Linked DNA regions of Homo sapiens: region 1 is linked to region 2. A link is an interaction called in ENCODE POLR2A ChIA-PET data of the cell type or tissue named here. Cell type or tissue: A673. All regions are shown on one strand. Links, peaks and the distances in the headings refer to the core of each region. The heading gives the core; the rest is flanking DNA.

Region 1 (15,522 bases), core at 7,453-9,952, 75 kb after region 2:
GGGTTGCTTAGTCTGACCATTCAGGGAACCCCAAAACATCATAACACGGTTTCTTCTGGGATACTAGTTGCTCTGATCATTTCTATGAATGCACAGACTGTCTGCACTGAAAAAGGAATGCAGATTTCTCATTTTCAAGATAATAAAACTGAGGCCCAGATTAGCAAAGAATCTCATTTCTCAAATAAGAAAGCTTCCTACTGAAAGTTGCCTCCTTTATAAATCCTCAAATGAGTAGGTGATATTTGAATGCCAAATGATACCACAAGACAGATTAGCATTGATTTAAATGCTGCTATCTGACAGATCTGGCCATCAATCATAACCTGATGTCTCAGGAGAGTCATCCTTTAGAAAAGGGCTGGGGAACAGCATGACCAGAATTTACAGCTGAACCAACTCTGCCTCGGAGCTGTCCTTTGCGCAACTGCTTGGGCAGCATCAGAATCACCTGAAAGGTTTGCTGGACCCATTCCTGGAGGTCCTAATGGAGTAGGTCTAAGGTGGGGAGTGAGTTTGCATTTCTAACCAGTTTGTGCTGGTGCTACTGTTGATGCTAAAGCTGCAGATGGTCATGGAGCCAGTGCCATATTTTGAGAACTCCATGCTAAAGCAAAGAGGGGGCCTACACATTTAATTTACAGATATTTCAAGAAAACTGGTCATTACAATCATAAGCCACTTATGTGGTGCTCTGGGCTGAACTGTGGGTCTCTCCCCTACTCCCAAAATTCATATGTTGAAGCCCTAACTCCCAGTATCTCCCAATGTGGCTATATTTGGAGCTAGGGTCTTTAAGAAGATAATCAAGTTAAAATGAGGTCAGCAGGGACGGCCCTAATCTTATCTGACTGGTGTCCTTATGAGAAGAGGAGATTAGCACTCAGACTGACACACAGAGAAGACCATGTGAGGACGTGGGAGAAGATGGCACCTGTGAGCTGAGGAGAGAGGCCACAGAAGAAACCCACCAGGCTGACAATTTGATCTCGGACTTCTAGTCTTAAGAACTGTGAAGAAATAAACCTGTTGTTTAAATCACCAGTCTGTGGTTCTTTGTTTTGATAGCCCTTGCAAATAAATACACATGGAGAAGCAAGATGGTGTGAAGAAAAATAGTATCTATTTTGCTAGGAACCAAGAGACGTGGGTTCTAGTCTCAGCCCTGCTGTGAGGCAGATGAGATTTCTCCTCTCCACTTCTCAGACTTCCCACCTCCTCCAGTCAAGGATCTCTCCTGTCAAGTGGGAGTAGTGACCCAAACCCTTTCTGATACACGAGGTTTTTGTGAAGCTCAAACATGAGAACTTATAAGAAAGTGGTTTTGGCCAGGCCCGGTGGCTCACACCCGTAATCCCAGCACTTTGGGAGGCCGAGGCAGGTGGATCACCAGAAGTCAGGAGTTCGAGACCAGCCTGGCTAACATGGTAAAACCCCATCTCTACTAAAAATACAAAAATTAGCCAGGTGTGGTAGTGTGCACCTGTAATCTCAGCTACTAGAGAGGCGGAGGCAGGAGAATTGCTTGAACCCGGGAGGCAGAGGTTGCAGTGAGCCGATATCGCACCACCCCACTCCAGCCTGGGTAACAGAACGAGACTTCATCTCAAAAAAAAAAAAAAGGTTTTTTAAATTGTGAATTTATTTGCTTTTGGTTCTGAACAACTGGAAGATCTGGATAAAATACAAAAATAATCTGTTCAGATGCACTGGGAAGCTATGGAATTCTCCAGAAGCACCAGGATCCAGAAAGAATGGAAGCTCCTGGAGAGAGCCAACACTTCATTTGCTGGTTTTCAAGCAGTTTTGAGCTAGAGGATAAGAATCAGTGCAGAGCTTTTGGCTATCCCTCAGGTCTAGGCAAACAAAAAATGGAGCTGTGGCTGTCAGGGCAACTGAGAGGTGGGGCCAAAATGCCAGAGAGGAGAGAGATGTGGAGAAGGAATCCTGAAGCTCCTCACTGGTTTCCCCTCCAGTCGTTGGTTAATTCCTAAGCTATGTTTAGAAGTTTAGCAAGAAGCTAAGAGGGCTTACCAAAAGCAGCTGAAAAGCTGAGTAAAGCTTTCAAGTCTCAAGGTGATGGGGAGACAAAAAATTGGAGTTTGGGACTGCTATGGTTTGAATGTTTGTCCCTCCAAAACTCATGTGGAAATTTAATCCCCAGTGTGGCAGTATTGAGAGGTGAGGCCTTTAAGAAGTGATTGGGGGCTGGGTGCCATGGCTTTGGCCGGTAATCCCAGCACTTTGGGAGGCCAAGGCGGGTGGATCACTTGAGGTCAGGAGTTCAAGACCAGTCTGGCCAACATGGTGAAACCCTGTCTCTACCAAAAAATACAAAAATTAGCCGGGCATGGTGGCACACGCCTATAACCCCAGCTACTTGGGTGGCTGGGATGGGAGGATTGCTTGAACCCGGAAGGTGGAGGTTGCAGTGAGCCAAGGTTGTACTACTGCCCTTCAGCCTGGGCAACAGAGTGAGACCCTGTCTCCAAATAAAAAATAAAATTAATTAAATTTCTTAAAAAGAGGTGATTGGGTCATGAGGGCTCTGCCTTGAGAAATAAATTAATCCACTCACGGACTAATGGATTAATGGGTGATCATGGGAATGGGACTGGTGGCTTTATAAGAAGAGGAAAAGATACCAGACCTATTGCATTCAGCCCCCTCACCACCTGATGCCCAGCATCTCCTCCAGACTCTGCAGAGTCCCCATAGCAAGAAGGCCCTCACCAGATGTAGCCCCTTTACCTTGGACTTCCCAGCATCCGTAACTATAAAAATGAATTCCTTTTCTTTATAAATTACTCAGTTTCAGATATTCTTTTATAAACAACAGAAAATGGACTAAGACAGGAATCTTTAATTGAATACAATGTATATTTAGGACACTCTGCTTAGAACTTCAGTTAGAGAAATACCAACAGAGGAAAGAGATATTTTACCAAAACAATCATTTAAAAATTTAAGAATCTGCAATCTTCTAAAGCAAAGGTTCTTAAACTGGGGTCTTTAGACTCGTCAAGGTGCCCATAGATAGAATTCAAGGTAGTCAAAAGTAGGGGAAAATATGTTTTTATTTTCACTAGCCTCTAATTCAAATTTAGCATTTTCTTCTATTATGAATGTAGGCAATAAACTACAGTAGTATGATCAGTAACTGTGATTTTTGTCATCAATAAAAATCACCTACGGTTGTTATAGACATCACAAAATATCATTTCTACATACTACTACTTTGAAATTATGGTAAGTATTAGATCTGCCACGAGGTCTTGTTGTTTCAGGCACCAACAGAGAAGCACATATACTACTATATGGCAAATCTGGTCTTTAAAAATATTTTTAAATGCACTTTCATTTAATTAGATTCCTCTGTTATTTAAAATGTTTTATCTTATACACTTGAAGACATTATTCTAAAGAGTCCATGGTATTTTTTGTTTGTTTGTTTGTTTTTCAGACAGAGTCTCACTCTGTCACCCAGGTTGAAGTACAGTGGCGCAATCTCAGCTCACTGCAACTTCTGCCTCCCAGGTTCAAGTGGTTCTCCTGCCTCAGCCTCCCAAGTGGCTGGGATTGCAGGCGTGAGCCACCACACCTGGCTGATTTTTGTATTTTTAGGAGACAGGGTTTCATGTTGGCCAGGCTGGTCTTGAACTCTTGACCTCAGGTGATCCACCCACCTCGGCCTCCCAAATTGCTGGGATTACAGGCGTGACCCACCATGCCTGGCCGTCCACGGTATTTAAATATGTTTTTAAAAATGCTTGGTCAGGCGAGGTGGCAGTTACCTTGGGTCATGCCCTGATTTTCATACATTGCAAATATTGCAATCAGATTCACTGCCACTGAGGGGAGTTAAGGGGAGGATTTGTGCCCATGCTTGGGGTGAAATCAAGGGAATGGCAGCTGCCTACAGAGTCAGGTTTCAGGACAACAAGGAGGGTAGAGCCATGGCGACGGGACAGATGGTGGCTGAGGTGGCTAGTGATAAGCGGGACAGATTTGTGGAACATGTGGGCATTCCCTGGGGATCCCCACTGCGATGTGGGGAAGGGAACCTGGTAGAAGTCTTACTTCCTGCAGTCCAACACAGTGGGGCTCGTGCTGGGATGATCTGGGTTTAAGAAGGAAGTGTGACCTTGTTACGTAGGTCTGAGATGGTTGCCCCTCAGGGCTGGCTACTCTGTAGCATTCTGTCACTTGCCTCTCCCCTCTGCTAGTGCCCACCTTTTGCAGTAAAACTGACATTGCAAAATTGTAACTGAGACAGTGAAAGAGATCTGACCTAACCAACTCCATCTTGCTTCTACCCTCCAAGCTAATAAACAAGGAATGAACCTTGTTTATTCCTGGGCGTAGGCTGAACTAACTTTGGGAGGAACTTAGTTTATAGTTTAAAATAAAGATGGGCTGGGCATGGCATCCCAGCACTTTGGGAGGCCGAGGCGGGTGGATTACTTAAGGTCAGGAGTTCGAGACCAGCCTGGCCAATATGCTGAAACCCCACCTCTACTAAAAATACAAAAATTAGCCGCACGTGGTGGTGTGTGCCTGTAATCTCAGCTACTCAGGAGGCTGAGGCAGGAGAATCGCTTGAATTTGTGGGGTGGAGGTTGCAGTGAGCCAAGATTGCACCACTGCATTCTAGCCTGGGCAGCACAGTGAGACCCTGTATCAAAAACAAACAAACAAACATGGTAACAGCCCTTTCCCGAAACAAGCCTCCTTCTTGCCTGGGGACTAGATTGCCTTTGTAGGACTAACAAAGTAGCCACAAGATTAGAAACAATGGCTTAGGAGTCACGCAGCTGGAGGCTACAAAATTCTGACCCTCCCTAAACTGCTCCTAAAATCAGTGCTTGAGATATTTTGCAGACCCTGCACTTGATGGATCAGCTGGCACAGCTGGCACCACCCAGATGGATAAACTGGCTCACCTGATCTTGTGGCCCCCACCCAGGAACTGACTCAGCGCAAGAGGACAGCTTCAGTTCCCTGTGATTTCATCTCTGACCTGACCAATCAGCACTCCTGGCTCACTGGCTTCTCCCCACCCACCAAGTTGTCCTTAAAAACTCTCATCCCGGAATGCTCGGGGACACTGATTCGAGTAATAATAGAACTCCGGTATTCCGCGCAGCTGGCTCTGTGTGAATTACTCTTTCTCTATTGCAATTCACCTGTCTTGACAAATTGGCTCTATCTAGGCACCAGGCAAGGTGAACCCATTGGGTGGTTACAGGGGGTTGGGAGTCCTCATGGTGGGTATGGCAGTCACTTGACTGGCTTGAAGTCTACCCACTCTGTGTTTTGATTCTGTGTGGTAGCATGTTCTCTGAGATCCTATTAGAGAAGTGGAGAGAGCAGGGAGGGGCAGAGAGGCACAGGTAAGGTGAGAGAGAGAGGTTAAAAAGAAGAGGCTCTAAAGAGGGGCTTTTACATTTTATTATATTATTATATATTATATTTATATATTATATTAATATTATAACTGTAATATTACTGTTATTTTTTATTATTACTATTAATGGCATTATAAGTGCTTTGGTAAAGACTGAATGCATTTGTAAGTCTTATTTTGGTCTGAGCCTGGGTTCTCTCATCTGTAAGTACAGGGACTAAATCAGATCAACCTTTTTCAATCTGTCTGCCTCTCAGTCCTGGCGTTCTGAGGTGTTTCCTGAGGACCTCAAAGGAGGAAGCTCAGCAAGCCTTTAACCAGAGGAATTTCACTTTCCTGACTTTCACAGGAGATTGCATTGTGGTTTTTTTTGTTTTTTTTTTTTTTGTTTTTTTTTGTTTTGTTTTGTTTTGAGATGGAGTCTTGCTCTGTTACCCAGGCTGGAGTGCAGTGGCTGGGTCTCAGCTCACTGCAACCTCCTTCTTCTAGGTTCAAACGATTCTCTCACCTCAACCTCTCAGGTAGCTGGGATTACAGGCATGCACCACCATGCCCAGCTAATTTTTGTATTTTTTTTAGCAGAGACGGGGTTTCATCATGTTGGCTAGGCTGGTCTCGAACTCCTGACCACAGATGATCTGCCCGCCTTGGCCTTTCTTTTTTTTGTTTGCGTTTTTTTTGTTGTTTTGTTTTGTTTTTTGAGACAGAGTCTCGCTCTGTCACCAGGCTGGAGTGCAGTGGCACGATTTCTGCTCACTGCAATCCCTGCCTCCCAGGTTCAAACGATTCTCCTGCCTCAGCCTCTCGAGTAGCTGGGATTACAGGCACGTGCCACCACCCCGGTAATTTTTTTGTACTTTTAGTAGACATGGGGTTTCACCATGTTGGCCAGGATGGGCGCCTTGGCCTTTGTTTTTCTTCTTCCTCCTCCTCCTTCTTCTTTGATAACATATTGGAAGCCTCAAAAAATGTAAGTGGCCTGGACTTCTCTCCATCTTTGCAAGGCCCTGGCATCCTGGATGTATAAAGTGCTACTCCCTCTGGGAAGGATGGCTTTGGGGAGGGATGTAGTGGTGAGACCAGTTATGAGTCTGATGTTGAGGTTCAGGTGTGGGGTGATGGGAATGGACCATGAGGATACTGAAGGCATGAAGAGGGGGCAATTCTGAGAGCCACCCCAAAGCTAGACGGGTGGGTAGGTCTGGGAGGATGCATTTTGGCTGGCTTTCCTTAAATCTAGCATGCTCCTAGGCTGTCTTCCCTGGCCTTGGGTTGATGTGTGTTCATAAAAGGTCAGTTCTTCTCCCATCCCCAAATAACTCATATAATACATTGATACAAATAACATATAGATCCTTAAGTCAAATAGAGATGACTTTTGCATTATTTTATACTGTTATGGTTTAATTTACTCATGTAATACTTGTAAACATGGCTATCAATTTCTGTGTATTTGGAAATTAGGAATTAGTGTCTTATTGAATATAGAGGAGCTTATCTTCATTTATGAGAAAAAAATTTAATTTTTTTGGTGGGGCGATGGAGTCTTATTCTTGTTGCCCAGGCTGGAGTGCAATCGCGTGATATTGGCTCACTGGAACCTCTGCCTCCCGGATTCAAATGGTTTTCCTGTCTCAGCCTCCCCAGTAGCTGAGATTACAGGCATGCACCACCACGCCTGGCTAATTTTGTATTTTTAGTAGAGACAGAGTTTCTCCATGTTGGTCAGGCTGGTCTCACTACTGCCGACCTCAAGTGATCTGCCTGCCTCGGCCTCCCAAAGTGCTGGGGTTACAGGCATGAGCCACCATGCCTGGCCAAAAATTTAATCTTAATACAACTTTTATATCCAGAAACTGAAATAGAGGGACAGTAGTAAAAAGGTATTGCTTTTATTCTATTTTTAGTACATTTTTGGGATCTTTTTTGATCAGTTGATTTTTTCCTGATGTAAATTACACATATGCATATACATATATTTTAGCACTCAAACTGAAGCCAACTCAAGGTACAGCAGAGAAGCTGAAATTTTAGAGCAGATAAGCGCTTTGATTTGAATTGATTGATTAGTTATCCTGATGTTTGAATTAGGTCCGGTTGGTGGGGACAGGGAGGGGTGGTATGATGTTGGAACAGCCCAGTGTATGCCTATCAGTGAGACACTGGTTAGATAACATTCAGGCCAGGTGTGGTGGCTCACACCTGTAATCCCAGCACTTTCTAGGCCATAGGCGGGAGGATTACTTGAGTCCAGGAGTTTGAGACCAGCCATCGCAACATAGTGAGATCTGGTCTCTATTAAAAAAAAAAACCCAAAAATTAAAAAAAAAAAAAAAAAAGTAACATTCTTCAACACAAGGTTTCCCAAACAAGGTAGGTTGAAAATTGGAAACATCTGCTTTTGATAGCTGACGCTTGTCCTGATGGCTATTCAGAGAAGGTGCTTTCCACAAAAGGCATACCGAGGAGGAGGAAAGGGGAAATGAGAGAGGGAAATAGCATTAAAAGTCTAAAGCAAGGGACGTGGCTTAAGCAATTATTCCTAAATTAGGAGCCTAAAACAAAAACCTGATTTTACAACCATCTTCTCTTGATCCTTTAAGCTAACTGATGAATACAACCATTCCTGCTTATTTTGGAGCTTTTGATTCTCTCCTTTTGATGGCATCTGTTTTAAATTATATCTTTATTCAATTTGAATAAGATAAAATTACCTTAAAAACTGATTTTGAGAATTTGAAAAGTTGACCAATTCAGTTTTGACTTAATTTCTTTAAAAGAGGTTCTTAAGCGTTTTTTTTTTTTTTTTTTTTTTTTTTTGTGACAGGGTCTCCCTCTGTTGCATAGGCTGGAGTGCAGTGGCACAATCTCAGCTCACTACAACCTCTGCCTCAGCGGTCCTCCCACCTCAGCCTCTCAAGTGGCTGGGATTATAGGCACGTGCCACCACAACCCAACTAATTTTTTTTTTTTTTTTTTTTTTTGAGACAGAGTTTCACTCTTGTTGCCCAGGCTGGAGTGAAATGGCGCAATCTCGGCTCACCACAACCTCTGCCTCCCGGGTTCAAGTGATTCTCCTGCCTCAGCCTCCTGAGTAGCAGGGATTACAGGCATGCACCACCACACCCAGCTAATTTTGTATTTTTAGTAGAGACAGGGTTTTTCCATGTTGGTCAGGCTGGTCTCAAACTCCTGACCTCATGTGATCCGCCCCTCTCGGCCTCCCAAAGAACTGGGACTACAGGCATGAGCCACCATGCCTGGCGAGGATCAGTTCTCTTTCCCCACCAGAATGTCCAAGCCCAACCTCCTGAAGATTAAGGAAAGCTTTTTCCAGAAAAACACATCTGCAGAAACTTGAAATAAGACAAACTTTAAGGTCATTAGTTCTTGGTGTCTCAAACTTCTCCACTTCTGAAAAGGATCATTGCTTCACCATTGTTTAACTAAAGGCCCTTACAGTTATTTTCTGTAAAACAGTCTGTCCTCAAGGTGAAACAAAGCCCCTACACCAGAGAAATAGAAACAAAATAACACAAAGACATCAAAACAACTAGTTAAACTTCTTTTGCTGTTGTCGTTGCTGTCGTTGTTGTTATTCAGAGACAATGTATCACTCTGTTACCCAGGCTGGAGTGCAGTGGTACAATCATGGCTCACTGCAGCCTCGAACTCCTGGGCTCAAGTGATTCCCCTGCCTCAGTCTCTAGAGTAGCAGTGACTACAGGCACACCCCACCACACCCAGCTAATTTTTGTATTTCTTAAGACACAGGGTCTTATTTAGGTTGGTGCAAAAATAATTGTGGTTTTCACCATTAAAATACTTTGCCATAAAATACTTTGTTGCCTAGGCTGGTCTCAAACTCCTGGCCTCAAGCAATCCTCCTGCCTCCACCTCCCAAAGCACTGGGATTACAGACATGAGCCACTGCACCCAGCTGTAGTTAAACTTTTTAAATGGCATTTCCCCCCTACTTTTAGCCATTGATGTTTCACAAAGTAAACCTTGGCCGATAAGCACATGAAAAGATGTTCAACATCATTAATCATTAGGGAAATGCGAATTGAAACCACAATGAGATAACACCTCATACCCATTAGGAGATCTACCTTCAACAAAAACCAAAACATGAGTGTTGATAAGGATGTGGAGAAACTGGAACCCTTATGCATTGCTGGTAGGAATGTAGGGTGGAATAGCTGCTATGGAAAATCGTATGATGGTTCTTCAAAAAAATTAGACACAGAATTACCATCTGATCCAGCAATTTCACTCCTGGGTATACAGTATACCCAAAGGAATTTAAAGCAGAGACTCAAAGAGATATTTCTACACTCATGTAACTAGCAGAATTATTCACAATGGGCCAGCCGCGGTGCCTCATTCCTGTAATCCCAGCACTTTGGGAGGCCGAGGTGGGCAGATCACCTGAGGTCAGGAGTTTGAGACCAGCCTGGCCAACATGGTGAAACCCCATCTTTACTAAAAATTCTATATTACTGGACGTGGTGGTAGGCACCTGTCATCCCAGCTACTCGGGAGGCTGAGGCAGGAGAATCACTTGAATCCAGGAGGTGGAGGTTGTAGTGAGCTGAGATCACGCCATTGCACTCCAGCCTGGGCAAAAAGAGCGAAACTCTGTATCCAGAAAAAAAAAAAAAAAAGTATTATTCACATTGGCCAAGAGGTAGAAGCACCCCACGTGTCCATGAACAGATGAATAGATTAGCAAACTAAGCTACATCCATACAATGGAATATCAAAAAAAGAAATCCTGGGCTGGGCATGGTGGCTCACGCCTGTAATCACAGCACATTGGGAGGCCAAGACAGGCAGATCATGAGGTCAGGAGATCTAGCATTCTGGCTAACATGGTGAAACTGCGTCTCTACTAAAAATAAAAAATAAAAAAAATTAGCCGGGTGTGCTGGTGGGCGCCTGTTGTCCCAGCTACTCGAGAGGCTGAGGCAGGAGAATCACTGGAACCATGGAGGCGGAGGTTGCAGTGAGCCGAGATGGCGCCACTGCACTCCAGCCTGGGTGACAGAGCGAGTCTCCATCTCAAAAAAAAAAAAAAAAAAAAAAAAAAAAAGTAAATTTTATGTTATGTGTATTTTAAATAAACAAATAGTGGGGGAACTGCCTTGGGGCCCAGTCTTAGCCAGAACACCTCATAGCACACACATCTACACTCTCCATAGTAGGTGAGATTTAAAGAGACCTTAAGTCACTGTATTAGAGAGACTCTGAAGGTATAGAATAGGGGCGAGTTCCAGTTATCTCAGGTAAGGATACATGGGGAAGTGATGAGCACAAGAAACCGTATAAATCTTTGCTGTCCAACAGAACTTTCTGTGAGGACAAACATGTTCTTGGCAATCTTCAATTCTGGGGCCACTCACCAGGCACTGAGCACTTAAAATGTGGCAAATGTGATGGAGGTGTTGCATTTTTCGTTTCATTTTAATTATTTTATTTTATTTCTATTTATTTTATTTTTTTGAGACAGAGTCTCACTCTTGCCAAGACTGGAGTGCAGTGGTGTGATCTCGGCTCACCGCAACCTCCGCCTGCGAGGCTCAAGTGATTCTCCTACCCCGGCCTCCCGAGTAGCTGGGATTACAGGCTCACGCCACTACTGCCCGACCATCATTTTAATTATTTTAAATGGAAGCAGCCACATGTGCCTGGTGTTATCATGTGGGCAGCATAGGGCTGGACAGCCACAGACAGCAGGCCCTGTCTGGAGCATACAGCAGTGCTGTTGGCTCAGCAGCCACACTGGTGGCTGCCCTCCTGGGAGAAGGCACTTACTGCCCCCAGGGCTCTACCATCACGGGGTGACTCCACTCTCCTCTGCTCATGCCTCCAGGAACAAACCACGTCCTAGCTTTCCCTTACTCTTGGCTTTTTCTCTCTTTTGCTCACTGTTGCCTTTGGAAGATCCTTTTGTTTGAATATCATCTATAGCCGGCCCAGCCAGTGTCCCCCAGAATCTATTCAAATATGTCGAAGCACTTAGAAACTCAGCACCTCATAAAGCATCCTCAGTCTCTACAGTGATCCCCCTACCTCAATCTCTAGAGTAGCTGGGACTACTCTAGACTACCTTTTTTTGAGACAAGAGTCTCACCCTGTTGCCGAGGCTGGAGTGCAGTGGCACGATCTCAGCTCACTGGAACCTCCGCCTCCTGTGTTCAAGCGATTCTCCCGCCTCAGCCTCCTGAGTAGCTGGGATTACAGGTGCGTGACACCACACCCAGCTAATTTTTGTATTTTTAGGAGAGACAGAGTTTCACCATGTTGGCCAGGCTGGTCTCAAACTCTGACCCCAAGTGATCCACCCACCTCGGCCTCCCAAAGTGCTGGGATTACAAGTGTGAGCTACCGTGCCTGGCCTGTTTATGTCTTTGGACTGTTCTATTAGAAAGTTTTTTCTAATGAGTGACTCAAACCTTTCGAAAAGGGAGCTCTTGGATAAATGCCTAATAACAACAACAACAAAAAACTGAAGCAAAGTGTTCCATTCTTCTGTCCTTCTCTGCACCTAGAGGTGAGGTTACTCCTGACCTCAGGTGATCCGCCCACCTCGGCCTCCCAAAGTGCTGGGATTACACGCGTGAGCCACCGCTCCCGGCCATGAAAGCTATTTTAAACTTCCAAAGATTATACTGTCCATTGATAATGGGAGCGCCTAAGTGCCCTGGTGTTATGGCCCCAGTCAGCACGCCATCTAAATGCTGAAGATAATAATCTTGCTTCTAATAGGAACCCCTTGAAAAGGAACCCTGTTCAATGCAGTGTTGCATTAAATGGAACGGCTTTTGAATAGGTGAGGCTCTATTTCTTTATGAAGAAAATCTCTCTGTGAAGCACCGTCTCCCTGCAGTGACATATTCTTGTATTCAACCGGATGCTTCACTGGTTTTTTGTGTGTGTAAGCTGAAGCTGAAAATATTTTACTAAATATAAATATCTCTATATAGTTATAGGTGATTTTCTGCCTATTTTCTCCCTTTTATCCATTCCCTCTTTCTTGTCGAGTTCTCACACCTACCATTCAGGGGATATCTTTTCTTTTTTTATAGCTTGTCTAGTTTTCAGTATTTGTCAAAGACCTAGTGTAACCGCTGGACCTTTTGTTTTTGTTTTGTTTTGTTTTTTCTTTGAGACAGAGTCTCGCTCTGTCGCCCAGGCTGGAATGCAGCAGCGCTATCTTGGCTCACTGCAACCTCCGCCTCCTGGGTTCAAGCAGTTCACCTGCCTCAGCCTCCTGAGTAGCTGGGACTACAGGTACCGCCCAGCTAATCTTTTTGTATTTTTAGTAGATACGGGGTTTTGCCATGTTGGCCAGGCTGGTCTTGAACTCCTGACCTCAAGTGATCTGCCGAATTCAGCTTCCCACCACTGGATCTTCTTTTTTTGTGTATGTGAGATGGTGTCTCACTCTGTAGCCCAGGCTGGAGTGCAGTGGCACGATCTCGGCTCATTGCAAGCTCCGCCTCCAGGTTCACACCATTCTCCTGCCTCAGCCTCCCAAGTAGCTGGGAATACATTTGCCTGCCACCATGTCCAACTAATTTTTTTGTATTTTTAGTAGAGATGGGGTTTCACCGTGTTAGCCAGGATGCTCTCGATCTCCTGACCTCGTGATCTGCCCGCCTCGGCCTCCCAAAGTGCTGGGATTACAGGCATGAGCCACCGCACCTGGCCAACCACCGGATGGGGTCCTATCTTCTTAATGGTTTGAGGATCCCTTCAAAAATCTCCAATAATAATAAGCACCATTGGCTGGACATCCTGGGCGCCAGGCAGTAGGTTAAAAATGTGCATTTATATGCTTGATATTATTCCATTTGTAATCGAGATGTATTTGTACATGAAAAGTTGTGTCCAAATCATCAGTTATCAGTCAAATATGTTGGGGCTCAGGAAACAGTACCCCAAAATAGGGTGCTTTGACCTGGAGAACTAAACAAACAGCCTCAAGGTCTCTCTGACCTCCCTCAGCCCTGTTCCTCAATACTCTGCCTCTCTCAAAACACAGAAGGAAGCTTTTCTCTGAAGTTCCCTTATCTACCTAGAAACTAGACCCCCAAAGAGAAACACAATTGCCTTCAACCCCTTCCCTGAAATTTCATTATCCAGAGAAAATTAAAATTAAAATTAAAATTAAAACTTATATCACAGAGCAAGACTCCGTCTCAAAAAAAAAAAAAAAAAAAAAAACTGAAATACTCCACCTAATTTTTTTTTTAATTTAATTTTTTTTTTTTTAGAGACAAGGTCTTCTGTGTCGCCCAGGTTGGTCTCAAACTCCTGGGCTCAAGTGATCTTCCCACCTTGGCCTCCCAAAGTGCTGGGATTACAGGCAAGAGCCACCACACCCATCCAATAAAATGTTAATTCCTAAAATAGAAATAAATTTCAGAATTGTCTTTCGTATGAAAAAAAAAAAAAAGTAGCCATTGAGGGTATCCAAAAACTTCAGTATAAGAGATCAGGCTTGGGGGCCTCCTCCTGACCTCTAAAAATGAGTCCTGGCCGGGCGTGGTGGCTCACACCTGTAATCCCAGCACTTTGAGAGGCCAAGGCGGGCAGATCACAAGGTCAGGAGATCGAGACCATCCTGGCTAACACGGTGAAACCCCGTCTCTACTAGTAATACAAAAAATTAGCCAGGCGTGGTGGCGGGCACCTGTAGTCCCAGCTACTCGGGAGGCTGAGGCAGGAGAATGGCGTGAACCCGGGAGGTGGAGCTTGCAGTGAGCCGAGATCGTGCCACTGCACTCCAGCCTGGGCGACAGAACGAGACTTCATCTCAAAAAAAAAAAAAAAAAAAAAAAATTTGGGAGGCCGAGGCAGGTGGATCACAAGGTCAGGAGATCGAGACCATCCTGGCTAACATGGTGAAACCCCGTCTCTACTAAAAAATACAAAAAATTAGCTGGGCATGGTGGCGGGCACCTGTAGTCCCAGCTACTCGGGAGGCTGAGGCAGGAGAATGGTGTGAACCCAGGAGGCAGAGTTTGCAGTGAACTGAGATCGCGCCACTACACTCCAGCCTAGGCTACAGGAGACTCCGTCTCAAAAAAAAAAAAAAAATAGTCCTAAGGACTCCCAGACACTACTCCAACAGCATGAGAGACTCCTGTTACCACAGCAACTGCCCTATGGCATCACTGTCCATGCCAAAATCCTCCTCCTCGCATCTTCTGAGGGCTTTCGGCCGGGAGTGTGAAAGAGAGCTTCGCGGCAGGGGCAACATCAAGGGTTCCCAATGCCTTTCCTAGAAGTGAAATTCCTTCCCCCGCGCTCATGGACCAAGGTTTCCTAAAGCCTGGGGGATTCCTAAGGCACCTAGAGCTGAGGGAGACTACAGACATAGCTGAGTTTACATACTTGCCTGGCACATTGCAGGGCTTCAGTAAATGTGTATTTATTAAACGTATGCAAGAGCTAAAAGCTCCTTTGCCAATGCCCAATAAATTTTAAAGACAATACAGAAATCTGACTCACACGATGGTTATTGACAGACAGAATATTGGAAAGGCCATAGTGCCGTCATGTGGATCTTTGTAAGGGTTAATGGCTGCTTCTTTGAATCTCAGTGTAGCAGCTGCAGATGACATCAGATTTTCTGCCACATTGGCTTAAATCAACACAATGAATCCATCAAGGGGAAGGCCAAGGCACCATTTGGGGCTTACAAGGAAGGACTGGCCAGAGGTGTTCAAACAAATGAGATTTCCCCTGCTGTATGAGGACATCTAAAATGTGACCATTTTAGGCATTTTCATAAAACAGTTAACTGCCTTTCTCGCTGAGAAAAAGACACACAGGACAAACATCAAGAGGCACAGATGACTACATCTCAGCCCAGTGTTGGGTGAGACAGAATGTTAGGAATTTGCTTAATTAGTAAGCAACAATTAATACAATTAGTTTGTATTAATTTGTACAACAAATACACATGAACTTCCTAGCTGTCTTTGTTCTCCCAGGTCCTCTCATCAGGTGATAGAACTGCCACATCACACATGGTTGCAATTATCACATTCCTAATAGAACACACATTCTGGAATATTCAACAGTCTTTTTATGAAAGACAC
Region 2 (15,522 bases), core at 5,071-7,570:
TTGTGACTTCTTAAACAATGAACAAAAAGAAAAATGAAAAAGGAATGAATGTTTCTCTTGACGCAAAGAGGCAAGAATAGGATTTTTTATATTTCTGAATTAAATTTATTCTGCTTCTGATCCCCACCTGCCTAGCTGGTAGGAAATTCAGTCTCAGTCATTATTGAGGCTTCCTTCCCCCGCCGTGGCATTGTGAGTGCTATGTGGTACCAGGACTTGAATATGTGAGGAGGGAAGGAATGTACCAGGAGGTTGAGCTGTGGGGGCTGCCACTGTGGCCAACAGTCCCTCTCTCTCTGCTTCTGTTGAGCACTGGTTGCCTGGCAAGATCAGCACATCCTACTCTGAAAGAATTCAGGGAGCCCCCATGTAGCCACTGTGTCCACAGATACACCCATGGGACCCCCACCCTAACCCTACAGGCAACCTGCCACAATCCTCAGGAGGCACTTGGCACAAGAGGGACTGTCTGGGAGGAAAAACTTTTCCTCTACCCTCTTAGGTGCGGTGATTGGGGATGTGCAAACTAAACTGGCAAAAGATAGATGAGGACGAGAAAAAAAACAGATTATAATTGTATATGTACACACTGGAATTCACAAAGACTCAAGGAGTCTCAAGGAGGTGGTTAGAATTCAGGGCTTATATGCTACCCTATTAGGGGAAGGGGAGGGGCAGAGGGGCACTTCTGGGAAAACAAATGACTACTTAGAAATGGAGAAGAAATGGCACTTAGGGAAAACAAATGACTTTTTAGAAAGACAAATGTGCCCATAGGAGAATAAAAGGGAAAAATGATCTTTTTGTAACAATATCTGTTTGACTGTGGTACCAATTTCTCATTTCCAAGAAGAGAAGATTAGAATTGCTTCCAAGGAGGGGATTTATAAAAACTGAGTTCTTTTGGGAGGCTCTGCTTTTAGGCAGATAAGAGATTTCATGAACTCAAATGCCTTCAGCTCAAAATAATTTTTTTATGCCACCTTGGCTTATTCTAGACCCCTTCAGGGCCCAGGACCTCCCATGTTTAGAGATCCCAAAGCCAGTCCTGCTCTTAATTTCATGGACTCCCCCACTCCTTACCCACCAACCCAATTCAATTTCTCAACTGTGAACATTTTCTTTCATCCCTTTCCTTTCCCAGAAGGCCCAGTGTAATCCTACTCAAAGGGCCTTTACAACAAATATCAGGTGGAGTTGTCTTCTGGGTACCAACAAGTCATGCTTTGGTCTTATAAGACAAGACTCAGTTTCTCAGGAATGAGGAAGGTGAAAATACAACAGGGAGAACAAAAACACATATCTCAATAAACTGCCTGTCAAAAATATCAATGGAATGACTTAAAAACATGACTGTACTTTGGATATATGTATTTTTCTATTGTAATGTTTCATTGCATGCCCGCACATAACTTTCAGTCTCAATCATTGTTGGGGCTTCTTTCCCACCTCCATGGCATTGTCAGAATTGCTGGTATAATTATTTTACATTTATGGCCAGACACGGTGGCTCACACCTGTAATCCCAGCACTTTGGGAGGCCAAGGTGGGCGGCTCACCTGAGGTCAGGAGTTTGAGACCAGCCCGGCCAACATGGTGAAACCCCATCTCTACTAAAAGTACAAAAATTAGCCGGGCATGGTGATGCATGTCTGTAATCCCAGCTACTCAGGAGGCTGAGGCAGGAGAATCAGGAGGCAGAGGTTACAGTGAGCCAAGATCATGCCACTGCACTCCAGCCTGGGCAAGAGAGTGAGACTCTGTCTCAAAAAAAAAAAAAAAAAAAAAAAAAAATTTTTACATCTGTGATAGTCTGCCAAAAGCACCTGATTTTCAAGTTCTATATCCCCTGAACAAGTTGCAAACTACTGATATTGTATATGTGAAAATAACTTGTGCCCTGCCAAGCACATGGTGGGTGTAGAACAATGGCCTGTGTATTCTGAATAATACCATCTGATTCAATGTGGGGGAGGGAAAAAAGAGAATGAAATGTGTCTTGGGGAAGAGGGGCCACTCGCCAAGAAAAGGTGTGATCATGGCCCCCTTAGAACTGAGATCAGAAGATTTATCAGAGTATAGAAAGATTGCCAGATGAAAAACAAGATGCCCAGTTAAATTTGAATTTCAGAGAAATAATCACATTTTAAAATACAAGTATATATTATATGATATTTGGGACATACTTATACTAAAAAACATTCATGGTTTATCTGGTCAAATCTAACTGAGTATCCTATATTTTCATTTGCTAAATCTGGCAACCCTAATTACAGGGCCCTTCTAAACTATCAGCTTAAACCATTGGTAACATGGATACTGCACCCGACAGCGCCGGATTTGAAAGGGTGCCCTAAAGTAGACACCAAGGTGGGTAGGTCGAATAATGTAGCACATCATGTCAACATTGCTGCTGGCCTCCAGGCCTGCATCGCTTTTCTCTGCCGCAAGCTGGAGCTGGCACTGTTTTGGTAGCAATGGTTGCTGTGCCCTGGGCAGCAGGCAGCAAGGCATCCTGCAGGACCAGGGAGCCCTTGGCTGGGAACATTCTGTTTCCTTCACAGGTTCCTCTTCAGCCTCCAGTCCAAGGCCCAGTCTTGGGCCCCCGCTCTCCTTTCTTCACGCTTTCTCTAAAAGAACATTTTTCCAGGCTCACACTTTCTTTCAATCATCACCTCTAAGCGGATTTAGTCTCCAGGGGCTCAGGCAGCAGCCCCACTGTTGAGCTGCACTTGGGTTCCTCATCATGTTCTTAAACTCAAACAGGCAAAACAAAACTCACAACCCTCCCTCCAGACCAGCAGCCCCTCCTCGTGTCTTTGGGTAGCCCTGGTCTCTATTAGTCCAACCCCTGGTGGCATCTTTGACATCACTTTCTTTCCCTTCCCATAACAAATCAGTCTCCATAGTCTCAGCAGTTTTTGTTGTTATTGTTTATTTTATTTTCATGATATTGGCGCTCAATTACAATGCCCCCAAATCCAGGCTTTCTGTCTCCAAGTCTGTCTTGTTATTGTCATTCCCCTGCTGAAAAGTTTCCATGGCTTCCAGCTTCCTGCAAGGTTAAACAGAAACTTTTTTTCCTGTCTTTCATGGCCCTCCATAATAAAGGCCTGCTCTGCCCAGAAACTTCGGTTCCTACTATTTCCCAACACATTTCCTCTTTCACAGCAAGGCTCCCGACCTCTGTCTCAGGAATCCATCAATCCCATTTCCATCTCCACTGCCCCTTTCCCCATGGAGAATGTTCTTGCCTCCAGCTGTCTAAATCCTGCCCATCCTTTAGAGACAAGGGCAATTTCCTTTTATATTGTGGAGATTTCCTTGTCTAATCCAGCCTGCTGGGATCTCTTTCTACAGCCTTTACCTTACAACAAAGGACTGTAAGGATACAATCATGAAATTTTCTTTGATTAAAAGGATGGAGGAGGCTGCTCCCTTCACCAAGATCCTGACTTTTCTCTCTTTGCACAATATTTTTGGTATCCTTTTGGGGTGGAGCAACTGAGTCAGGAGAAAGATTTTCCAGCTCCACAGGCAGAGTCCCCTCTAGACACAGACTTCCAGTATCTCCCAGCATCTGGTCTCCAAATCGGTGACACACATACTAAGCAAACGGCTTTGAGGAGCTCACTTTTCCCTCCAAAATGAAAACAATGAGAAAAATCTAAATTGTATTGCATTATGATAAAAATGTTCCCCAGTGTTAATTTAATGCATAGGCAGTGCTTATGGTTCTTCTTGACCTTAGTGAAACTTTTTTTTTTTTAAGGCTACTATTGTAGTAGATCTTTGGCACTGGTCAATGCTATGAGTCAACCCTTTGAGGAAGTTGTGGATCTTGGTTTGTGATTTATCCAGTGCTGCCTAGTTAATATCCTGACTTCTCCCAGCTCCCAGCTCTGCTCGTCCAGCGGTTTCCATCAGTTCAGAAACATGAGGCCCCAGGGCAGGACCGCATTCTCTAGTGAATCCATTTCAGATACTATCATTAAAGCCCATCGTGAATAAAGCTATGGTGGGCCTAAATCCAATCTTTGTTTCTGAAATTTGGTAAGGACCATCTTCTTCATAAGAGTTCTAATGCTTTCAAATTTCATAACTATCCAGATGGAACAAATAAAGACATTGATTCTAAATGGCCATTTCCCCTAGATATTGATGGGCTGGGAATAACAAGAATGATTCATGGAATCACATGAAATCAAATTCCATTTGGAAACTGGGTAAGGTAAAAACCGTATATATAAAAAATATATAAGAGGCCAATCACCAGCAATGTAATTTTAATCATATCCTGGGACCTTGCTCTAATTAGCAAGATCATTTCTGTACAACGCAAACTCAGAACAGACCCTTTCCAAGGATGGTCATTGATTGAAGCAACTCTGGGTACAGGGTGGAAGGGAGCAAAGACCAGAGGAAGGAAAGCCAATTAGAAAACTATGGCCAACAGTTCAGGCAAGGTCATGAGGACCTGAAATAAAATGGTGAGAGCAGGAAGAAAAGGACACCCTTAAGAAGCATTAAGTCTGAGTGTGTCTAATGAACTGACCAGTGGCCGGCAGAAGCCATTTGTTTAAGGAGGTGATGCTTGGCAGAAGGAAGTAAGAGAAAGAGAGGAATGCACTTACTCAATGGGGGTGATGTCTGCAAGAAGGTGCTTATTGTGTTTGTACCAGATGTTGGACCCTGACCTGGCCCCATGGATTTATGTCCAAGTTCTGCTGAAACTTGGCTGAAAGAGGAGCTGTGAGACACAGGAGCCCAGACATGCTGCTTTGTGCCCAGTGATGAAATGTAACCCAAAAGAGAGGCGAGCCATGTTCTCCCCTCTCTTGCCCAGGACCGAGGGTGGCTCAGCTCAGGGATGTGGGTGAGGACCAAGGCATTGAGTGGGCCTGGGGAGCAGGAGCTGTCAGGCTTTTGGCAGAAGCCCAAGGGTCATCCCAGGGAACACAAGCAGCAGAGGAACCCAGCAGTGGACCTGGGGGCCAGGGACAGCATAAAGGCACGAGCCAAAGAAAAGAAGCGAGACCCCAGGGACTCACAGCGATAAATGGCTGAGGTTCTGAGTGATGGGGGAGGGGCCGGAACAATGAAATGTGAGTTCTGACAGTGCATTTGACCTCATCTGTACCCACAAGCTGGCATGCCTGGAAGCATTCGTGTTGCAAATAGACACACACCCGTACTTATCACATTACATTACAATCCACAGTTTACATAACTTTCTTCCTCGATACTCTCTGAGCCTCACAAGCATTAAAGACACAGATCATTCATCCTTGTGTCTCAGAATAGAGCACAGGACAGGTAGTAGGTGCTCAGTCAGTGGTGGCCTGTAAATGGATGAAATACCAAGAGGAATCTCATCACCCAGTCCCCCAATACTAAAACAGTGTTACTACGAAACTCCAACATTAGAAACAAAAATCAACAGCATGCTTCCTGTGGAAACCAGGATTCCCAGAATAACACTATGGCCCAGAAGACCCTGGTCTCTTCAGGTACTGCTGGCAAGTTGCTCTATTTCTCCACTCCTGGCAAAACAGAGATGCCTTTGAACTTAATAAAATAGACTTTCGGCCAAAAATAGCAAGCAAAATCAGAGAAGCCAAAAAATTAAAAATAAAACATTATTTTCCTTTCTGTGTGCAGGGGACGGCAGAAGGGGCAGGGAAGCATGTTAATTAGCTATTCTGGTGACCACGTATTTAAGTAACAGCCACACTTAACATATGCGTCCAACCAGCTTCAATTCCATGATCTGAGAGGTGGTGCTCTCCAGAACCGCTTGGGCCAGGAAAAGGTGACTAGAGATTTGATTAAAATGCAGGCCCATGCCGGGCGCGGTGGCTCATGCCTGTAATACCAGCACTTTGGGAGGCCGAGGCAGGTGGATCACTTGGGGTCAGGAGTTTGACACCAGCCTGGCCAACATGTTGAAACCCTGTCTCTACTAAAAATACAAAAATTAGCAGGGCGTGGTGATGGGCACCTGTAATCCCAGCTACTCGGGAGGCTCAGGCAGGAGAACTGCTTGAACCCGGGGGGCGAAGGTTGCAGTGAGCCAAAATAGTGCCACTGCACTCCAGCCAGGCAACAGAGCAAAACTCCATCTCAAAGAAACTAAAATAAAATAAAACGCGGGTCCTAGAGGAAGAGGAAGGAGCTCCGATGGAAGTGCTGCTACAGAAAAGTCACATGGAAGCCCACAGAGCCACCAATTAGATCTGCTGCCCAAACTCCACAAAAGCAAAGTTTGAAGAGACAGTGAGGAGGAAATAGCCCAAAGAGGCCACTCCTTCCTGCAGAGGTCAACCAGCTGCTCTGAATTAAGAACTCTCAAGTCACTGACACAACGCAATATGACACCTTTCCAGCTGATGGAGTGCAGAGCAATTTTAGTGTGGATGCAGAGGCTTCTCCCTGGTGGGGTTGCCCGGCAGGGGTCACAACCCAGAATAATCCCATTAAGTTCCAGCTGCTGCACCCCATCCCCTGTAATTTACGGTCATGTCAGGGCCTTACCCTTACCAGTGCAACCAAATTTAAACCCACTCTTGGTGATGATTCTGCGATTCTGTGTGAGCGCAGCCTGGGGGTAGGAGGAAGGAGGGAGCAGCGGCTTAAAGAGATGCTTTCATTTATGATCCAAGATCTGAGTTGTCCTTCCCCCTACCCTTTTTCTTCTGCCAGAGACACTGATTTTTTTAACTGCTCTGAAAGAGGTCCACACTTTAGAGCTCCATCGTCTTTGGCTCCTCCCACTATTGATGAGAAAGAACAGAATTGACTCCCAGACCCAGGCAGGCAACTTTTCCAGCATTGCGGCCTCAGCCGGCTACCAGGATCGGAGGGAGCTCTTTGTAGGCTCTGGAGAGAATTGTTTTCAAAGCCAAACATAAGGAATATCAATTATAATGTTTAAAAGAATTTCAAAACAAGTGTTTGGCATTCCAGCTTACTTTTCTAGTCTCCACACTTGAGGAAAAAAAAAAATCTTGTATTTCCAAACACTAAATTATGTGGCTTTTGACTTTGAAAATGGCCTGGTGATATTATTTCTTAGGATCTATGTGGTACAGCAAATGGTGTATCTGCCCATCACAACTACTCTAAAAGATTCAAGAGTCGCTCAATATTAAGCTGAGATGAGACAAAGATAAGACATGAAAATAAATTTCAGGTCTAACTGAGACTGGCTTAATAAGACTGATATGGTACAAAAGCATACGAATTTTTCACTCCCCTACTAAGAACATATTTTCCAACACGAATCCTGCCTTCCAGGACAATCCAGCCCAGTCTGAAATAATGCATGTGTAAAAAGGAATGGAATAGGAAACAGAGACAAGTGAAGGTGGCTATAGAAGTTCAGAATACAGGCCGGGGGCAGTGGTTCATGCCTGTAATCCCAGCACTTTGGGAGGCTGAGGTGGGCGTATCACCTGAGGTCAGGAGTTTGAGACCAGCCTGACCAACATGGTGAAACGCTGTCTCTACTAAAAATACAAAAAAATTTTGTGGTGGTAGATGTCTGTAATCCCAGCTACTTGGGAGGCTGAGGTAAGAAAATCGCTTGAACCCAAGAGGCGGAGGTTGCAGTGAGCCGAGATCGCGCCATTGCACTCCAGCCTGGTTGACAAAAGAGAGACTTCGTCTCAAAAAAAAAAAAAAAAAAAAAAAAAAAAAAAATTCAGAAGACAGAAGTGCTTCTGGATGGAGAGAGGGAGATGGACAGGAAGCTGCTCTATTTGCAAGAACAACTGAGAAGCTTCATGGGAAAGGGAAATGGAGCTGTCTATTTGGACACTTACAACTGATGCCTTTATGAAGCTCCTCAGACAGCCGTACGGGGTCAACACACTTAAAGAGCCAGCAGAGCCCTGGATGAGAAACTTCCCGGCCAGCTCCCTCTGGACCACAGCCATCTTCCTAAGAAGGCGGAGATGAGCTAAAAACTGAGTCAGTCGAAGCTCTATCACTGTCCCATTGCAGGCTGTGACCTGGTGTGGGGGAAAGAATTGTAATCCCCACCCACTCACCCTAACCCAGAGCCTGATGGAGAGGAACAGGATAAAAGTCACACAGGTTCCTCATTCATGAGGCCTTCTGGAGGCAGACAGAATCCCAACTATAGTGGCCAGACCAACAGTGTGGGGTCTGTTGTGGGGAGCTGCGGTGGTGCCTCCATTGCCATCACAGCCATTTTCAAACACTAAGCGACTCCCTGTTGGTCCCCACCCAGAGGGAAAGCCCGGCAGGACTAGAGAGATCCAGCAGGGCTGGGGGAGAGTCAGGGGGCTGCTGCGGTTCCTGTGACTGGGACAGTTTGACACAGTGGGACCAGGATGGCTCGGAGAAACTCACTACCCTACTAAGGGCTGTAAGAGGACATGGCATTCAGGCTGGGCCTCAAGGAGGAGAGTGTGAACATCTGGATGAAAGAGAGGCATGCACCCAAAGGTTTCACACAAAGGCATTCAGTGATGAAAATAAAATATAGAAGAAGAAAAGGTGCATTTCCAGGAATGAAAACCGGATAGAGCACAGACCCACATAAGCATGCACATTGTTTTTTGCCTTCTTTCTTGCAACTTTTCCATATCTTATATCAGCTCAGGGACAGAGCCATGAGCTCCCTCCAAATTTTTCCACATCCCAGCTCTCTGTGGTTCATTCATCGTAATGTTTTTTTAAGTCATGATGTGCTTAAGATATTAGGAATGAATGGAGCTGCACTCACCTGCCCCTGCTGACTGCTTGTTACTGCATCTATCCTGCTCATTGTTCTAATTCTACTTATTTTTATTTTTTTGAGAGAGTCTCACTCTGTCTCCCAGGCTGGAGTGCAATAAGGCTCACTGCAACCCCTGCCTCCCAGGTTCAAGTGATTCTCCTGCCTCAGCCTCCTGAGTAGCTGGGATTACAGGTACCCGCCACCATGCCTGGCTAACTTTTTTTTTTTGTATTTTTAGTAGAAATGGGGTTTCGCCATGTTTGCCAGGCTGGGCTCGAACTCCTGACCTCAAGTGATCTGCCCACCTCGATTGTTGTAATTGTAAATTCCCCACCACACACACTCACGTTTCATTTCTCCCTCCTCTGACATTAGTTCGCCTGACTTACGGAAGTCAGGGGACTTATCTCCTGACAAGGCTAGGTGATGACTTAGGAGAAGGAGGATCATGGGTCTCTGGCCTGAAGTAAGAGCTTCCCTCTGGGATAAGGCAGGAGTTGGAGGCTGCAGGTGCGAGGAAGGAAGCCAAGGTCAATGTCACATCTCACTATTCAGAGTGTGGTCTGGGGCCAGCAGCATCGGCATCATCTGGGGGTTTGTTAAAGATGCAGCATCTCAGGCCCAGCTCTAGAGCAACCGAATCAGAATATGCATTTGAAGAACATCCTAGCAAACAGATCTCCAGTCGCATTTGAAGAACATCCTAGCAAACAGATCTCATTGGTATTAGCTAATATCTACGATACTATCTGTATTATCTAACAGATAACCGACAAGCACTGCACATTGAGGTGTCTCTCTACCTATGTCATCTCTTTTAATCCTCAGAACAACCTGACACAGACAGTCTGACCCTCCTTTTTACAGAAAAGCAACCGTGGCTCAGAGAGGTTAACTTATTTGCCCAAGACCACACAGCTACCTTTCAGCAAAACATAGAGTTTAGCTGAATCTGGCTGATTCCAAAGTCACTGTCTTTTCCACCACATATCTGAAGTCCAGTGCTGAGTGGAGAAAAGAAAATTCTAGCAATAAGCCCTCACCACCCAGCAAGTCAGTGATGTCAGTCAGTATCCTGACTGAACAAATGCATGCAGACAGGCAGTTATCTGAATATTTGTCAGCAAGTTACAAGCCCAGTGGGTTGGGAACCCGGAGTGAGGATCCATTTCTGAAGGCCACAGGAGGACTGCCACGAACCAGGCTGCACCCCTGTCCTAGGGCATCTGTAACACTGAGCAGGGACCCCAGGAACAGGCAGACCTGACCAGCCCCACACTGGGAGAAACGCTCCAGACCAGCAGCCAGTTCTGAACCCGATGTAGCGGACAAGTCCGGGGCTGCATGCCAGATGGCAGAGCAACAAATTGCAGTTTCTTTTTTTTTTTTCAGAGGGAGACAGGGTCTTACTATGTTGCCCAGCCTGGTCTTGAATTCCTGGGCTCAAGCAATCATCCCGCCTCAACCTCTCAATGTACTGGGTTTACAGGTGTCAACCACCACACCTGGCCTAAGTTAAAGTTTCTTAAATCCTTCCCACCTAAAATCAAACCTGGGCTTGGGGGAAAGAAGCAGCTGTAAGAAGACCATCCTGAGGACAGGATACTGACTAAAGTCATTGCCTTGCTGGGTAGTGAGGGGTTTGCAATGTCATGAGCAGCTTTTGCTATGTGGTGAGCAACTGTCCCGGCATCTGCCGTCACGGGCTGGGAAGACCAGGTAAGAGTTGACATGCCCTGCTAGAGATGAACCCAAGGTGCTGTGGGCGGCCCCACCCAATATATTCTCCATGGAACCCAAGAGCCTTGTCAAGTTACTGCAAATGCACAGTCTTAGTTTCAAATCAAGGCCCTCCATCCATAACTGCTTGTTTCAAGGGAAGGTCGCTGCCAAACTATTTCTTCATTTCTAATAGGCACCTAGAAAGCAACAGAGGGATGGTAGAAAGCCACATGACAGCCATTTGGCAAAGCTTTTCAGAATTGCTTTTCTATTTTTCTGTTTTGTAGGCTCTGGGGTTCCATTGAGACTTCTACAGTCAAGCAAGGATCCCATTTCTTAACATTTTGCAAGCCTTTTTTACAAATGCCAAAAAACATGCCTAGGGCAGAGCCATGGACTTTCTGAGCTCTGTTTACTAAACCACAGATTGTGACAGCCCCAGAGCTGGTTGTTCCCATCCAATCTGTCCTTCACATTGTTACCAAATCTGGCTTCTTAAATCAGGCCTGTCACCCTGTTGTTCCCTTGCTGAAGGACTTCTATCACTGGTGGGAGCAAGTCCAACCTCGGATTTGCATTGGCACCCCTTCATCAGCAGGCCTGCTTCACCCCTGAAGCTTGGTACGTACTGTCCATCCCCCAGGGCAGGGAGTAGCCAAGCCCAGTTCCTTCGTGCCACTGGGCCTTCCTACCGCAGTTGTTTCTACCAACTGTGCTCCCTTAGGCAGCATGGTGGTGAAACCAAGCCAAGGCCAGAGTCATATGGCAACAGCCCCACAAACTATGTGTCCTCTGCCCAGCTGCAGGTGTCGCACAGAGGTTAGGTGAAGTGGCGTGCTGATAAAAGTTTAATAAGTGGCTCTCCAGGAGAGAAAATGTGTGCATATGTAGATGTAAACACATAGGTTTATTATAAACTTTACTGCTATATGATACACACAATCTGGTAAATTCCATATAGCCAATTGTTTCTTATGTATGCTTTCATTGATTTTTATTTTACTTATTTTTATTTTTAAATATAATAACCAGAGACAGGGTCTCACTATGTTGCCCAGGCTGGTCTCGAACTCCTGCCCCATCCTCCTGCCTCAGCCTCTCAGAGTGCTGTGATTACAGGCATGAGTCACCACACCCAGCAACTTCCATTGATTTTTGACAAACTCTCTTCTCTGTAGCCAACCAGTGTGGCAACTGATGAACAAGTATAGTTCTGGGATGGCTGTTGGTTGCTATTTTCATTTATGTAAACAACAGGAAAGTGAAACAACTAAGATCTGTGTCAGAATTCCACTCATTCGTCAATGATAGGAACAACTCCTTTACAGAATCAGATACAGTTGTCAAAGACTGGAGGAAGATTTTCTCAAATTTTTTTGTGTCATTCACAAAGTAATGGCTATTGATAGGCAGACTTTAAAGTTTTATCTGTATGTTTAATATTATCTCCCTCACTTCCTTAAGTCTAGACCAAGGGTTCCATAAAATTTGACTCTTACGAGCCAGATAGTAAATATTAACTTTGTGAGCTATTCGGTCTCTGTCACAACTACTCAACGGGGCCATTGTAGTGCCAAATCAGCCGTCGACAACAGGAACACAAAAGAGCGTCCCTGCTATGTCCCAATAAAACTTTTTATGAAAGCAAGTGGGGGCCCAGATTTGGCCCACAGGCTGTAGTTCCCAACCCCTTGTCTAGACAACCAATGAGACAATAAATCCAGCCTGATTTGTAGCGTTTGTTTACAAATCAGTTGCTGTGGCTATTTCAAGCTAACAATGCAAAGTCACTGCACGAGGAGTATGGGGAGGTGGTGTTCACCAGCTTGTAGAAATCTAATGTCATATTTCTACTGGTGTGAGTTTCCTAGGGCTGCCATCACAAGGTGCCACAAACCAAGTGCCTCAAACAACAGAAATTCATTGTTCCACGGTTCAGGAGACTGCAAGTCCAAGTTGAAGGTGTGGGCAAGGGGGGCTCCTTCTGTGAGCCCCGAGGGAAAATCTGTTCCCTGTGTCTCTCCCAGCTCCTGATGGTTTGCTGCCGTGTTGGGCGATTCTTGGCTTCTGCTGCATCGCCCCAATCTCTGCCTTCATCTTCACGTGACATCCTCCCTGCGTGCATATTTCTCTGTGCCCAAACTTCCTCTTTTTATAAGGACACCAGTAATATTGGACTAGGGCCCCACCCTAATGACCTCATCTGAACTAATTACATCTTCAACAACCCTCTTTCCAGATAAGGTCACGTTCTGAGATACTGGGGGTTAGGACTTCAACATATGAATTTGTGGAGGGAGGGAACACAAATGAACCCATAAGACCACCGTACAGTGACAATAGTCATAAAGAGCTTCTAGAGCATAGATAATAAAAAATAGTTGGGAGGCCGAGGCGGGAGGATCACGAGGTCAGGAGATCAAGACCATCCTGGCTAACACGGTGAAACCCTGTCTCTACTAAAAATACAAAAAAAAATTAGCCGGGCATGTGGCGGGCATCTGTAGTCCCAGCTACTTGGGAGGCTGAGGCAGGAGAATGGCGTGAACCCAGGAGGCGGAGCTTGCAGTAAGCCGAGATCGCGCCACCACACTACAGCCTGGGTGACAGAGCGAGACTCCATCTCAAAAAACAAAACAAAACAAAACAAATAGCTAAACAGGCTGGGCGCGGTGGCTCATGCCTGTAATCCCAGCACTTTGAGAGGCCAAGGCGGGCGGATCATGAGGTCAGGAGTTTGATACCAGCCTGGCTAACATGGTGAAACGCCGTCTCTACTAAAAATACAAAAATTAGCTGGGTGTGGTGGCAGGTGCCTGTAATTCCAGCTACTCAGGAGGCTGAGGCAGGAGAATTGTTTGAATCCTGGAGGCGGAGGTTGCAGTGAGCTAATATTGTGCCGTTGCGCACCAGCCTGGGTGTCAGGTGAGACTCTGTCTCAAAGAAAAAAAGAAAAGAAAAGAAAGAAACAGCAAAACACCTGGGAAGTGATGACTTTTGAGTATTTATTATATTTACTTTAATCTAATTTATTTAGTTGTAAGTTCACTTATTTAGTTTTATAATTTATTTAGTATAAGTTCATGTAAGACATACATACATATATATTTGTTTGTTTGTTTTTTGAGATGTGGTCTCACTCTGTCACCCAGGCAGGAGTGCAGTGGTGCAGTTTTGGCTCACTGCAACCTCCGCCTCCGCCTCCACGTCCACCTCCCAGGGTCAAGTGATCCTCCCATCTCAGCCTCCCCAGTAGCTAGAACCACAGGCACGTGTCACCAGGCCAGGCTAATTTTTGTATTTTTAGTAGAAACGGAGTTTCATCATGTTGCTCAGGTTCATCTCAAACTCCTGAGCTCAAGTGATCCATCTGCCTCAGCCTCCCAAAGTGCTGGGATTACAAGCATGAGCCACCACACCCAGACTATAGTTTAATTTATAATAATAGGTGTGTTTAACAACTGGCTCACAAAATTCTAATCAACTCTCTTAAGCCAAAATGCGTTGCCTTCAGCACACCCCTGGTTTAAGGGGATATGTGCTACAGCAGAGCTCCCCAGGGAAGTAGGGTCCTGATATAGTTTGGCTGTGCCCCTACCCAAATCTCAACTTGAATTGTATCTCCCAGAATTCCCACATGTTGTGGGAGGGACCCAGGGGGAGGTAATTGAATCATGGGGGCTGGTCTTTCCCATGCTATTCTTGTGACAGTGAATAAGTCTCACGAAATCTGACAGGTTTATCAGGGGTTTCCACTTTTGCTTCTTCCTCATTTTCTCTTGCCGCTGCCATATAAGAGGTGCCTTTCACCTCCCGTCATGATTCTGAGGCCTCCTCAGCCATGTGGAACTGTAAATCCAATTAAACCTCTTTTTCTTCCCAGTCGCGGGCATGTCTTTATCAGCAGCATGAAAACAAACTAATACACGTCCCCCCCAGGGGCCGGAGACAAGAGGAACCAACCCATGGTCCTGAATTCCTCCCCTCCCGTGGGATCACTGTGAGGCAAGATGTGTCCATCTCACCCAGTTTCCCCACCCTTCTGGCCCGCTGCAGTTACCTGAGAGCCTCCATCTCACTGGGCCAAACTTAATTCTGCTGCTCCAAAGAAAAGGTGACAATTTCTTTTTGTGCTAAGCAGGAGGATATCAGGCTTCACACCAGAGCCCATCCTTACTCATTGTTCTCTGGTTCTCAGTCTCCCTCCAAGGCCAAGTAGAACCCTTAGATCTCCTAGTATCTTCTTCAATAAAGCCAATCCACACAAGTCTATGCCTTCACTGAATTCCTATACAATCTATTCCCATATGGCATCATATTATCCTCTAGATGACTTCTGCATGAATCTCCTCTGTCTCTACTAAATTTATAAAATATTTGGAAAGACAGGCTGTGTTCTTTGCTATCTCTTTCTGTCCAGCCCAAAACTAGCCAGATAAAACCAGGGGTTTAATAAATGCTTGTTGTTTGCATAGAGAATAGCAAATAGTAATCAAAAGCAATTTTGTCCTAGGTCCAGGTTAGAAAGAATCAGGCTTTGTTCCAGAGGAGGGCCAAAGTAAAACTCAAGTATAGTAATCATTTCTGCTCACAAGTTTTAGCATGTCTGAAAAGGAAAGAACGGCTCAGACCAAGAAGCAGGCTCAGCGAGGATGGCTTCTCCGTGTCCTCTAACTGTGCCTCATGGGGATATGCCGAAGGTGGGGACAATGGCCAGCAGCCCATGAAGAATAAGGAATCCCCTGTGTGTTAGTTAGGCTAATGCTGTCTGTCATAACGAGCACACTCCAAATTCTCAGGGGCTTCACAAGATACAGAGTTATTTAATTTTGCTCACATCAATGGTAGAGACTGGTGGTTGGGGATGGAGGGAAGGAGGAGAATGGGGGAAGGGAAACTCAGTTCACACAACCATGGTAAACACACCTGACAGAAGCTATGCCATCTTCCACACATGGTCCCCATGCCCTGGCCCTGGGGGCTGAGGTCAGTTGGCATTCCTGGAAAGAGAAAACATGTACAGGATCCTGTAGGAAAGTTCTGGGGCCAGGACT

What was found. ChIA-PET counts read pairs that join two places held together with the same protein. Peaks named below come from ENCODE experiments on the same cell type or tissue, not always from the same donor. Only the 100,000 strongest peaks of a DNase experiment are listed, where the experiment ranks them.
Region 1: POLR2A ChIA-PET joins it to region 2 with 9 read pairs; 2 of 35 experiments call an interaction of 5 or more read pairs at or near these places.

The regions. Positions count from the first base shown.
Region 1 is chr6:14,950,012-14,965,533 of GRCh38, forward strand. The region is part of intron 2 of LOC105374945 (a long non-coding RNA gene); the gene reads right to left. Among named protein-coding and RNA genes, the nearest start is that of JARID2-DT, 290 kb to the right of the region's middle. RefSeq lists a silencer at 8,169-8,358. In A673, for the core only: no CTCF peak of the experiment used is centred there; no DNase peak of the experiment used is centred there.
Region 2 is chr6:14,877,747-14,893,268 of GRCh38, forward strand. The region is part of intron 2 of LOC105374945 (a long non-coding RNA gene); the gene reads right to left. Among named protein-coding and RNA genes, the nearest start is that of JARID2-DT, 360 kb to the right of the region's middle. RefSeq lists enhancers at 1,999-2,509, 2,510-3,019, 5,475-6,186 and a silencer at 14,338-14,538. In A673, for the core only: no CTCF peak of the experiment used is centred there; a DNase peak (open chromatin) is centred at 6,365; H3K27ac peaks cover 1,992 bases.